2 separate regions of the Homo sapiens genome follow, and region 1 is linked to region 2. A link is a contact called in ENCODE Hi-C or POLR2A ChIA-PET data. All regions are on one chromosome and are shown on one strand. The core of a region is the stretch at or near the end of the contact, and the rest is flanking DNA. Distances in the headings are between cores, read along the strand shown. Region 1 overlaps SLC38A1 (solute carrier family 38 member 1). Region 2 has its middle 120 kb from the start of SCAF11.

Region 1 (5,771 bases), core at 3,011-5,510, 110 kb before region 2:
ACCTCTCAGTGGCTTCATATTTGTCATGTGGGTTCCTGCATGTGCAATTTAAGATTTCCCATTGCTTTCAGGAGCTGTTGAACTCCTGAAAGAAGTAACTAAACATTTTGTTATTAAGAATTAAACACCAAGTGATAGCAAAATCAAATAATACCAAGTTTAACCCTAGGAAACTTGTTAAATAACCATGGTACTTTCATAAAATAGAGTATTAGACTACTACTTAAAAGAGTAAAATAGACTTATATGGGCAGGTGAGGAAAAATCTCCTAGGTTGTAACGGGGAACATAGTGTGTAGCACTATGTTACTGCGTAGCATAGTATTATTAATACTGTGTAGCATAGTACTATTACATGAATACAAACTGAATATTGGGTGGAAGTGAGCATGGAAGGAGGGTGTGTCTATATGTATACATTATATTGCCCAGAATATTTGGGGAGGGTACACAAGAGAACTGTTGGCAGTGGTTACTTCTGGAGAGTGAGAAAGGGTCTAGAGGTGGAGTGGAGATGGAAAGTTTAGACTCTTTGAATTTATTTTTAACCTGCTTTTAGAGGAAAAAAAAAAGCTAGTTGAAAAAATTGGTTTTTTGAAGAACTTAACACCAGTGCAGTAAGACTTTTTCTTTTTCCTCTTACCTGCTAAAAACTTGAGAGAGAAAATATATTTTTGGTGTAGATAGTTAGACCATGAAGCTAGAATGAGGACTCTGTCAATGCTGTGCCACTTGTTCCAGACTGTATTTTCAACCTCTTTTCCCTTCAGATGACCTCAGCTTCTGCCACACTAACCTTCCCTTTTCTGTAGAGGCTGCCTGCCTTAAAACTGTTACCTTGGTCTTTCCAGAGCCCACCCGTACCCTGTCTCATCTCTGTCTTCTGAATCCTCATGGTCCTGGAAGGCCTAGATCAGATGTTATCTCCTCCAAAACTGCTTGTCTGATCCTCCCAGGTGGAAGGGAGGTCTCTCTTCCTTTCCTTTTCAGTGTCATTTGTATCTTTCTAATAGTAAGTATCACTTCCATTATTTAAGCATACATTTTACCTTCCCTATTGAATGCTGAGCCCTACAAGGGCAGGATTAATGCCAAATTCTTCCTTGTTGAAATCATCTTCCTCCCGCTAACACGATCTAGAACAGCATTTGCACGTAGCTGCTCCTCAGCAAAGTTTTACTGAAATAAGTGAATGGATATGTAAGAATTAGATTTTGCAAAACCAGAAACAAGGCTTTAGGGCAAAACAGTGGCTTTCATTATTGTTGCAAATTTATCAGAGAGAAAAAAGATCAACTGAAAGGTTTAGTTCACCCTCAGACTTTTAGTAGGCTGTGGAGATGTGATAATAATCACAGAGTCAGCATGGGACTGGCTGCTCATTGTCTACTTTCCTAGGAATGCCTCCTTCATTTGAAAATTCAAAATAGTTCTGAGACTGCTAAGAAATACTAGATGAGGTTGGTATTGCAAAAGGGCATTTGTTGTTAAATTGCTGTTTGGGAAAAGGACAGTAATTGTCATTGTCAGTTACAGCAATTATCTTCACTTTGGTGGATTGTTCACTTAATTGTAGGTGAATTCTCTGGCCCTCTCTCCCTCCCTGTCTCTCTGTCTGTCTCTCAATATTCTCCTTTGTGGGCCATTTGTAATTATCCTACCAGCAAAACTATGCACCATTGTATTGTCTATGATCCATGTTTACAAACAAATCAGTTAGTACCCCTTCCAGTAAGGATAAGTCGAAAAATATAAGGGTCTCTGTAAACTGAGATCAGACTACCAGGTCCCTTCTCTCTTTAAATTTAGTGTTTTACAATTGAGCCTACATAAGGAGTAAATAGAAATAGAAGTAAAAGTATAGACCCATCAGCACGTTGCCCTAAGTCCTTGCTTGTATGTTATGGGAATTTGATCATTATTATCCCATCACAAAAAATAGTCTTCTCATTCTATCGGGAGAATTATATTCTTAACCAATTGCACCAGCATCACTTTCTGATGTCTCTAAATATTTTTCAGCAAATTCTACTAAGTTGCAGTGAGATTGCAGCATACCTTTATACAAACTTGGCCTGCTCTTAAGCTATCGTTGCTTTATTACTTTACATATATGCCAAAAAGGTTGAATGACACCTACCAAGATAATAATTTTGCTCTCAGTGGCAACGAAGATGGTCTGTGTGCTATTTATCAAGTTATTCCTTATAAATGGTAAGTCATCTCCTCTGTGCATTCCTAAGTGAGCAGTTCTTTGCCTCCTTAGGAAATACCAAACTGGATCTTGTGATCTAAAGACAGAGCAGTTAAGAGGAAGTCAATAAGGAAACCCTACTCTTCCGGATGATCCTAGGAGGTCCATCGGACTAGTCACATTCATCTTTCCTCTTGCCAATCAGTTTCTTGTTTTTAGAATTCTTTGAGTTATAGTCACAGTTCCTTAGAAATGATTTGAAGAGAAAATTGTCCTTTGGCTGGCAGCAAAAATCATTGACATCAGAGTCTGTTGTTTGGGAGTAATAACCCGGGAGAGGGAGAAATGGCACATTCAGGCTTGCCAACATTTGAAATACATGGAAAAGGGACAGTGGCAGTGCCATTGAACTCTATTGAAATCCACTGGATTAAGAAGCTTTTCAGAAATAGGGAAATGGGAAAGTGGTTAGCATTGCGTTAACAATGAGTGCCTATTTTGTAAACAGAAATAGTTGGCATGTGTAGGAGATGAGTCCCACTCATTGTTTTTAGAAGTTGAGCAGCTATTGCTAGTTTATGAGTCGTCTGTGATGCATCTGATAAGGGGGTTCTAAGAATTCAATTCTCTTAGCCCCAGAAAGGTAGGGGTGTGTGTGCGTGTGTGTGTGCGCGCACATGCGCTAGAGTGTATACCCTGAGTTCACTCAGTCCTATTTATGCTGAGTTGCCTCAGGTGCCTTGGTCCTATCCAAGGACAGCAGTGTGATCTCTGTTTTGGTACAGTGTATTTTTCTTAGCCTGCAACAGACAACTTAACTATACTGGCTATGGTTTTACAGCATTATTTACCTCCATGATTGGTAGAATGCCTTCTCTGCTCACTCATCTGGTTTACAGTAGGCCAGGTTGGAGTTATCACAGTAGAGCAGGTTAAGTGTGGTGCAGAGAGTTGGATTTTCAAGGTTAGCTTGAACTTTTATTACTCACAGAGTGGTAGTTGGTTTAATTAGAAAACTACTCCTTTGTGGGCCAGTTAGTTTTGCTTTGTTCTCTGGCCACAGACTTTACCTTATGTCAGGCACATGATTTCAAAGATCTGCATCTATATCAGGGGTCAGCAAGGGACAGCCTGCAGACCAAAGCCACCCGCAGCCTCCTTTTGTGTGGCTGGCTAGGTAAGATTGACTTTTAATTTTATAAAGGACTTTAAAAAAGAAAAGATAGTTGTAAAGTGTACATTGTTCCATGAGATCTTTATAACAACCCTGTTAATTACCCCCATTTTATAGATAAAGAAACTGAAACTGCCTTTGCAAAATTATAACCAAGGAAATTATGACAGTGAAAGAAATCAGACCTAACCAACTCTATCTTGCTTCTAACCCTTAAGCTGTCCTTGTTCATTCCTGGGCATAGGCCGAACTAACTTTGGGAAGGAATTCAGTTCATGGTTTGACTGAAACAAAATTGGTAACAGCCCTTTTCCAAAAAGACCCCCTTCTTGCCTGGGGTCCAGTCTGCCTTTGCAGGACTAACAAATTAACTACACGATTAGAAATTACAGTTTAGGGGTCATGCAGCCTCTGGCTCCAAGAGTCTGAACCTCCCCAAATTGCTCCTCGGGGTAACATCATTATTGTAAAACCTAAGATCAGTGCTTGAGATATTTTGCAGAGCTGTACTCCATGTATCAGCTGACACCACCCAGACTGGTAATCTCGCCCAACCAGTTCTGCCATTGCACCCAGGAACAGAAGACAGCAAGAAAATCTTACTTCACCCCCCTATGATTTCATATCCAACTTAACCAATCATCACTCCCCACTTCCCAAGCCCCTAGCTGCCAAATTATCTTTAAGAACTCTGATCCCCGAATGCTCTGGGAGACTGATTTGAGTAATAATAAAACTCCGGTCTCCCACACAGCTGACTCTGCATGACTTACTCTTTCTCCATTGCAATTCCCCTGTCTCAATAAAGTGGTTCTGTCTAGGCAGCAGGCAAGGTGAACCCATTGGGCGACTACAAAACTAAAATTAACGGAGGCTAAGCAACTTGCCCAAGATGACTGACATCTGTGGGGAGGAGAGCAACAAGTCCATTGGGTGCTCCTCTTAAACCGCCTATTTCTCCTTAAATGTGTCTTGTTACCACAAAAACAGAATGGGAAAATATGAATGAAGCCCCCAATCCACCTTTCTACCGGAACAAAAGTCCCAAATACCCACCGAGAACAGCATATTCCTTTACTTCAACAGTCACATGGGATTTTTCTGTCACTCAAGAGTTAACATCTTTAGAATATGATAAAGAGTAGGGATCTAGGTTTGAGGAGAAGGGAAACGACTTGTCCTTGTGGAGTGGGAAAAGAGGAACGAGGACACATCAAGAGTGTCAAGAGTTATAAATGGAGTGCCCACAAAACCCACAGCCCTCTACCCACTATAGGTTAAAAACAGGAAGTGGTAGTGGTACATGGCGCTCTTTCTCACTGGTACAACATCCTCATTTAAGCTCAGACCTCCCTTTAACTTTTTTACAAAGAACCAACTAAACTAAAATTCTATTTTTACTGGGATACTTCTTTTAGATTCCTCTTTCTTTTGAGGATTATATTAGATACTATTTGAATTGGCCATCAGCAATGCATATTTATTTTTCTAGACAAAACAAAATACCTAACTGACAGTGAGGCTAGTTTAAGAAAAGCTTTGCACCACAGAGCTTAGATTTACCTACAAGGAAAGAAATGGAAAGAACGGTACAAATAATTGCTCTCCACCTGTTTCCTGCCTGGCCTTTTAAAACCACCCGTTTAATTCCCTAATCTAATTTGTAAGCATTATACATGATCACATGCTACAAGGTCACCGTGTGCTGGTCTTCTGACCCTCAGAATTTTGAAATTTGATCAGAATTTAGTGACTAAGAAGTCCACTTTAGGACTGAATAATTATGTTTCTACTCCTTTCTGTAAGTATTTTGTGAGCTCCTTAATCAAACAGGGATTCTATTAATGAGCTTAAGACTTAAACAAATGCAACTCTCCCCTAAAAAGGGGTTAAAATAATAATACTGTCACTTGAAAAGTTCTTTATATTTTTATTGTAAAACTAAGATAACCATTAAACCATTTTGAAAATGCATAAAATAAATGAAATAAAGTATAAAGAAAACACGCAAAGTCTCTCTGTTCGGAGTGTTCAGGCTCACCTTAGACAAGCTCCATTAACATTTCAATGTATTTCATTCTAAGATTTTTGTTTGGTCTTATTTTTTACAGTGTTATTCCACTCTGGATGTTTGACTTTGATAGACAATGCAACGTGATGGGTAGGGACTTTGGAGTCATACTACCAGGGTTTGAGTGCTCTGACACTAGCTGTGTGACCTTAGACAAAATACTTAACCTCCTTGTTACCTTATTTACCTTATCTGTAAAATAAGGATAGTAATAGTACTACTCATAAGTGAAGTATTTTAAAAAGTGCTTAGAAAGGGCCTGATATATAATGAATACCCCAACATTTGGTACTATTAATGATCAGTAAAGTGTTTTATTAATTATATTGAAT
Region 2 (5,102 bases), core at 2,040-4,539:
TCTATTATTAAAACTTTCTACTGCATTCTGTAATTCCCTAAATGTGTCTTTCATTTCCAGAAGTTCTGGTTGGTTTGTCATTACAATATCTATCTCTTTAGAAAATTTCTTATTCATATCCTGAATTGTTTTTTTTTTTAGTTTATGTTGAATTTCACCTTTCTTTTGTATCTCCTTGAGTAACTTAATAATCAACCTATTCTTTACCTGGTATGTCAAATATTTCATCTTGGCCTAGGTCCATTGCTGGAGAGCTAGTATGATCTTTTGGGTATGTTATGGAATCCTGTTTGGTCATGTTGCCAGAATTATTTTTCTGGTTCCTTTTTATATTGGTAGACTATTTCTTCTAATTATTTTTAAGTTTATTTTTAATTTGGCTGTGTTTTTTTTTATTTCTTTTTTCTCCCTTTGAGGGTATATTTTTAATGATTGTGGTTTATAGTAACCTAATTTGGCTCTGGGTGCTTTCAGGGATGAAGACTCTGTATGAGTTCCTTGTTTATAGAGAGTCTTTATATTATGGCCTTTTCAGCTGCTGGTTGTAGTGACAATGTGCTCAGTGTATGAGCAGGTTCATTGTTTCCTGTGTGGTTGAAAGGGCAGAGTTCTCTTGAAGTTTATCTTATTCCCCAGTGGTGTGCATTTATTTATTTATTCTCCCCCTCTACCCGCCAGGATTTTATTTACTGAGTTGAACAGTTCAGGCTTCAGCCCACTAGGGGAGGTGTTTATGGGTAAAAATCAGCTGTGGTTAAAGCAGATGGGTAAATGCCATATTCAGTGGTGGACAGAGGTTCCAGACTTGACAGAGGCAGCTCAGGGAGCTCTTAGTGAAACAGACTGAGGTATTTTCAGGCAGAAAGGAGAGAACCACCTCAGCTCCCCTACCAAGCCAGTAATCTGCCTCCCAGTCACACCCTTGACCCAATGTTTGGCTATTCAGATCAGACAAGTGCCTCTTTTTATCTGTAGGAATGCTGATGTTCTTTGTAGAGAAGGATTATGACTCTAACCTTTATACAAGCCTGAACTTGGAGGACACTCCTCCTATGGGGATGCAATCACTCTGCAGTGTTTCAAAGAGGCTGTCTACAGGTGCACCCATGCTGAGATCCCATGGGAGAAGCCCCAGTGAGCTGTTTCTGCAGTGGTGGGTGAGGGAAATAAGAAGACCCTTTTCCAAGACCTTTCATGAACACCAGGCTGCCTGACTGTTGGGGAAGAGCCACAGACTTTCCCCACTGAGCCCAGCACTGCACCTTTGCCTCTGTTGAAAAAATCTTCCCACAAGCAGAAAGTTCAGAAAAGCAAGTCCTGCCCTCTGGATTATAATGTCCCACAGGGTGCTCCCTTGATGTACTACATTCCCCCTTCCCCTAGAAGTAGGAGTCCTTGAGGACCAGACTACTGTGAATCCTGCTGTTCCTCTGGGTCTAGCCACCCAATGGTACTGCCACACTCCAGGCTGGTACTGGGGAATTTCTGCAAGGGATCCAGAGATGTGACCTGTCCTCTAGTCTCCCAGAAGCAGGTACTAGCACCAGCTCTGATGGGGGTGGCAGGGGAGTGATGCAGACTCTGAAATTCTTTGGTTATAAATAGCCTTAGTTCATTGGCTTCCTCAAATAATGGTTGTAGTAGTAATGAATTGGTCACATGGACAGACTCAGGACCTCCTGGCTAGCAAGGTTCATGCAGGCAATAGTGATAAGCTATGATCGTACACAAGTTTCCTCCTTCTTAGGTGCAATGTTGTTGTGCCTGCAGATGCTGTAATGGACTGTGTCAGTTGGCCTCCAGCCAAGAGGTGGCACTTGCCAAAGAGCACCAGCTCTGGTGGCAGGAGTGGAATATGTGCTTGCCTTATATCACCCAGGGGAAGCATTCTGGTGTCTCAGGCAATGGGCAGGGCATAAAGCTCCCAAAACTTCTGTCGCTTGTGTTATGCTACCAGGAGCGGTGGAGGGGCAAAGTCAGATAGGAGCTAGGTCAGGCAAGTCCACACTGGCTCCAGTCATGTGGGGCAAGCAGCAGTCCCAGTGGGGATAGGAGGGCAGTTCCCTAGCCACTGGAGTAATGTTCCAGGGAGGAGCACAGCTGCCTCTGCTGCACAGAAATGTCCACCCAGGGAGTGGGGAGTAACAGGCATGCACTTGGCAAGGCAAGTCTCACACCACAGTGTTCCACTAGCAGCAGCTAGCTAGGTTCCGGGCAGTCTGTGCTCAGAACTCAAATCTGCCCCAGGCCATAAGCCTTCCCCATGGAGACAGAAACCGTGGCTTTCAAGCCATGCAGTTCCCAGTCTGCTCGTGAAACAGGAGCACCCACCTCCTGTGCCCCTGGCTACAGCCCACTTCCCATTCACCCCTCAGTTCTGGCCACGGTAGTTTATCCCTGCTTGAGATTATATTACAAATCTCAGTTGGGAGCTTCTCTCAACCTATAACCACTGCCTGAGTTAGCTGGCGGACTTCCACAAGGTCCCCTGAGAAGTAGGATCAGGAATGGCTTCCCTCCATCCCTACTGGAGTCTAAGAGTGCACGCAAAGCATGTCCTGATGCCGCTCCTCATCTTCTCCCTACCACTCACTAAGTCAGCTGCAGCATTGAGTAGGGTTAAGGCCTTTCCCCCATGGCCTGGATTGCCTGGCTCCCCTGTGGGAGTATATATCCCAGAGGCAGTTTATCCCCTTCTCCCACTCTAGGGACTTAAACAATTTTCTGCCTGGTTCACAGTGCAGGTTGCAGCCCATCACTTCTTTCAAAGGTTCTGGGGTTTCTTTCAGTTTTCCTGTTAAGTTTCTGTGTTGCTTCCTGGAAAAAAGTTCACAGCATGAATGTCTACATACTATTTTGTCTTTCCAAGTGAGAGAGGCATGCTAACAATGTTTCCAAGCTGCCATCTTGGACCTAACTGGCATCTTCTTTTGTTTCAGTTATGACAATTTAGAGTGGCTGCTCATGCTCTTTGTCTGCCTTTGCATTTTTTTACATCCACCTACCAGTATTTTGGAAGAAAACAAAGAAACAGGATTGTGGAAAGATAGTAGGCCATGAAAACATAGAGACCTCCTTCCACAGACATTTAAAATGCAAAACCATGAAAGTGTGTGTCTGAGCTTGGTGGGAGTAAGGGGGTAAACTCCAGGTGCAGAAATAAAGCAGGAACTGAAAACTAGGGTGGTAATTATGTGAGCAGATGCTGTGATAGTCCAAGGCATGTTTATTAGTCTCCATAATCCTCTTGAGTTTCACTTCCTAAGGAGAGGTAGATGGTAATTCCTTCAGGCCTATGTGAGGTAAAGTTGAAACTGAAAATCTCTCTGTAAAACCAAGAATCTCAAAGGGACACCCCTCAGTGAAGCAGGGAGAAGGCCAGAAAGACTTTCGCTCAGTGAAAAAACATATATGTCACTAAGAAATCAAAACCCTGGTTCTATACCTCGCACAAGCTAAGGACTGGAATCATATAACCCTCGTAGTCTAGGAATTCCCATGCCAAAAAATTAACATTAGAAATTAGTCCATGCAGGTCCTTCCCATGTGTGCAGGACACAAAGCTACTATCGAAGGACACTCCTATAACATATATAACATGGGATTACCAAAAAGCAGCCAAGCCCCACACAACCCATCATTAGTGAATGTCAAAAGACAGACAAAAAGAAGGTCAGCTACACCCCCAATGACTTGAGATGAAAGAGCAACCAGAAAAAGATGATAAAATCAGTACATTTAAAAGTATTCAAAACATATCCTATGAAAATACCAAGAAAATAAGACCCTAAGAGAAAAAAGTGGAGATTTTACAAAATCTAAATGGAACTTATAGAAAGAAAAAAATATATAGTCCTTGAGATTTTGGTAAAACATGACAGATTTAACACAAGCGCTTATTCTACTTCTGAAACCCGACCAAAATGAAAGTAAAGAAAAATTTTTTAAAGGCTTAAATATGTAAGGTCATGACAATGGAAGAGAAGACAATAAATGCCAACAAAATTTTGGAAGCTAGAACTAGGATCAATAAATGATAGTTGATTTATTGAGCTGGAGAAAGTAGAAATCCAAACCTATGGTGTTGATGTGAGAGAGAGAGTGGTGGAAAATAAAGGAAATGAAAAATAATCAAGGTAATTCAAGTTACTGAACCCCAGGAAGTCAAGTAATTAAGAGCACCAGGACCTCTAAAGACAGGGAGAGCAGCAGACCAAAGAAGAATTGGTTGGAAATCTTTAAAAAGTAAGATTAAATCCCCCAAATACTCTTCTAACACCCAAGTAGCCAAGTGGCTACTTCTAATTCACCAGGCAGAAGAGTGCAAGTTAAACCAGACAAGTCTGGACTTGTGGATGCCAGGCGCTACTGAGGACACATGCTGAAAACAGAAGAATTAAAAGAAAGTTTACATACTGCAAAGGGAGATGCCCTCACTTTTAGCCCCCTCCCTCTGCCCAGTTCCCGGCATGCTGGCAACCAACTTAATGCAATGCTAAAATGAAAGAGAAAATATTAAAAGTAAAAACAACAAAGAAATACATATTATTTACAAGAAACAAAAATTAGACAATTATCAGATTTATCAACAGCAACATTTAAGGTGGGATGGTCAACAATTCTAGTTTTCCTGAGACTGAGAAGATTTCAAGGTCTCCGGACTTTTTAGTGCTGAAATCAGGAAAGTCTTCATAAACTGAGACAAGTTGGTCACCCTAATGCAATGCAAGAAGACAACAAAAAAGTATCTTAAAAGTGCCAAAGGAAAAAAGGAAAAAAAAATCTGTATACCTTGAATTCTCTATATATCTAAAGTACCCACAATTGACTGAGAAATTAAGAAATTTTCAGACAACTATGACTAAAGAGTTTACTGTTTGTAGACCCTTGCAAAACAATTACTAAATGATATATTTTAGAAAGTGGAAAGTTGAATCCAAAAGGATGGAGTGGAAGGCAAGAAGCAATTATGAACAAATAAATTGTTAAACATCTAACAAATCAAAATAATGATAGACTATATAAAATAGTATTAATAATGATGACTAACTTAGGGCATATGGAAATAGAATGAAAATAAATAAAAATCACAGTGGACTAAA

Evidence for each region. Hi-C counts contacts between places; a loop is a spot of excess contacts on that map. ChIA-PET counts read pairs that join two places held with the same protein, here RNA polymerase II (POLR2A). Pooled maps may share reads with other maps.
Region 1: a loop to region 2 is called in a map of OCI-LY7, with 6 times the contacts of the local background. The contact joins two enhancer-like sites. A Hi-C loop is called at or near these places in 1 of 168 maps with a recorded cell type or tissue (OCI-LY7), 10 of 37 single-sample maps with no recorded cell type and 6 of 50 pooled maps. POLR2A ChIA-PET finds 5 or more read pairs at or near these places in 1 of 52 experiments (BJ).

Annotation. Positions count from the first base shown.
Region 1 is chr12:46,217,045-46,222,815 of GRCh38, reverse strand. The region is part of intron 5 of SLC38A1 (solute carrier family 38 member 1); the gene reads left to right. Among named protein-coding and RNA genes, the nearest start is that of SLC38A1, 49 kb to the left of the region's middle. RefSeq lists a silencer at 2,832-2,891. Within about 2 kb of position 4,260, at least 15 of the 41 ENCODE cell types and tissues checked have a DNase peak (open chromatin) inside an H3K27ac peak, as active enhancers do; they include OCI-LY7, where a contact is called at or near this core.
Region 2 is chr12:46,107,043-46,112,144 of GRCh38, reverse strand. No RefSeq gene overlaps it. Among named protein-coding and RNA genes, the nearest start is that of SCAF11, 120 kb to the right of the region's middle. RefSeq lists an enhancer at 765-904. Within about 2 kb of position 3,289, at least 2 of the 41 ENCODE cell types and tissues checked have a DNase peak (open chromatin) inside an H3K27ac peak, as active enhancers do; they include OCI-LY7, where a contact is called at or near this core.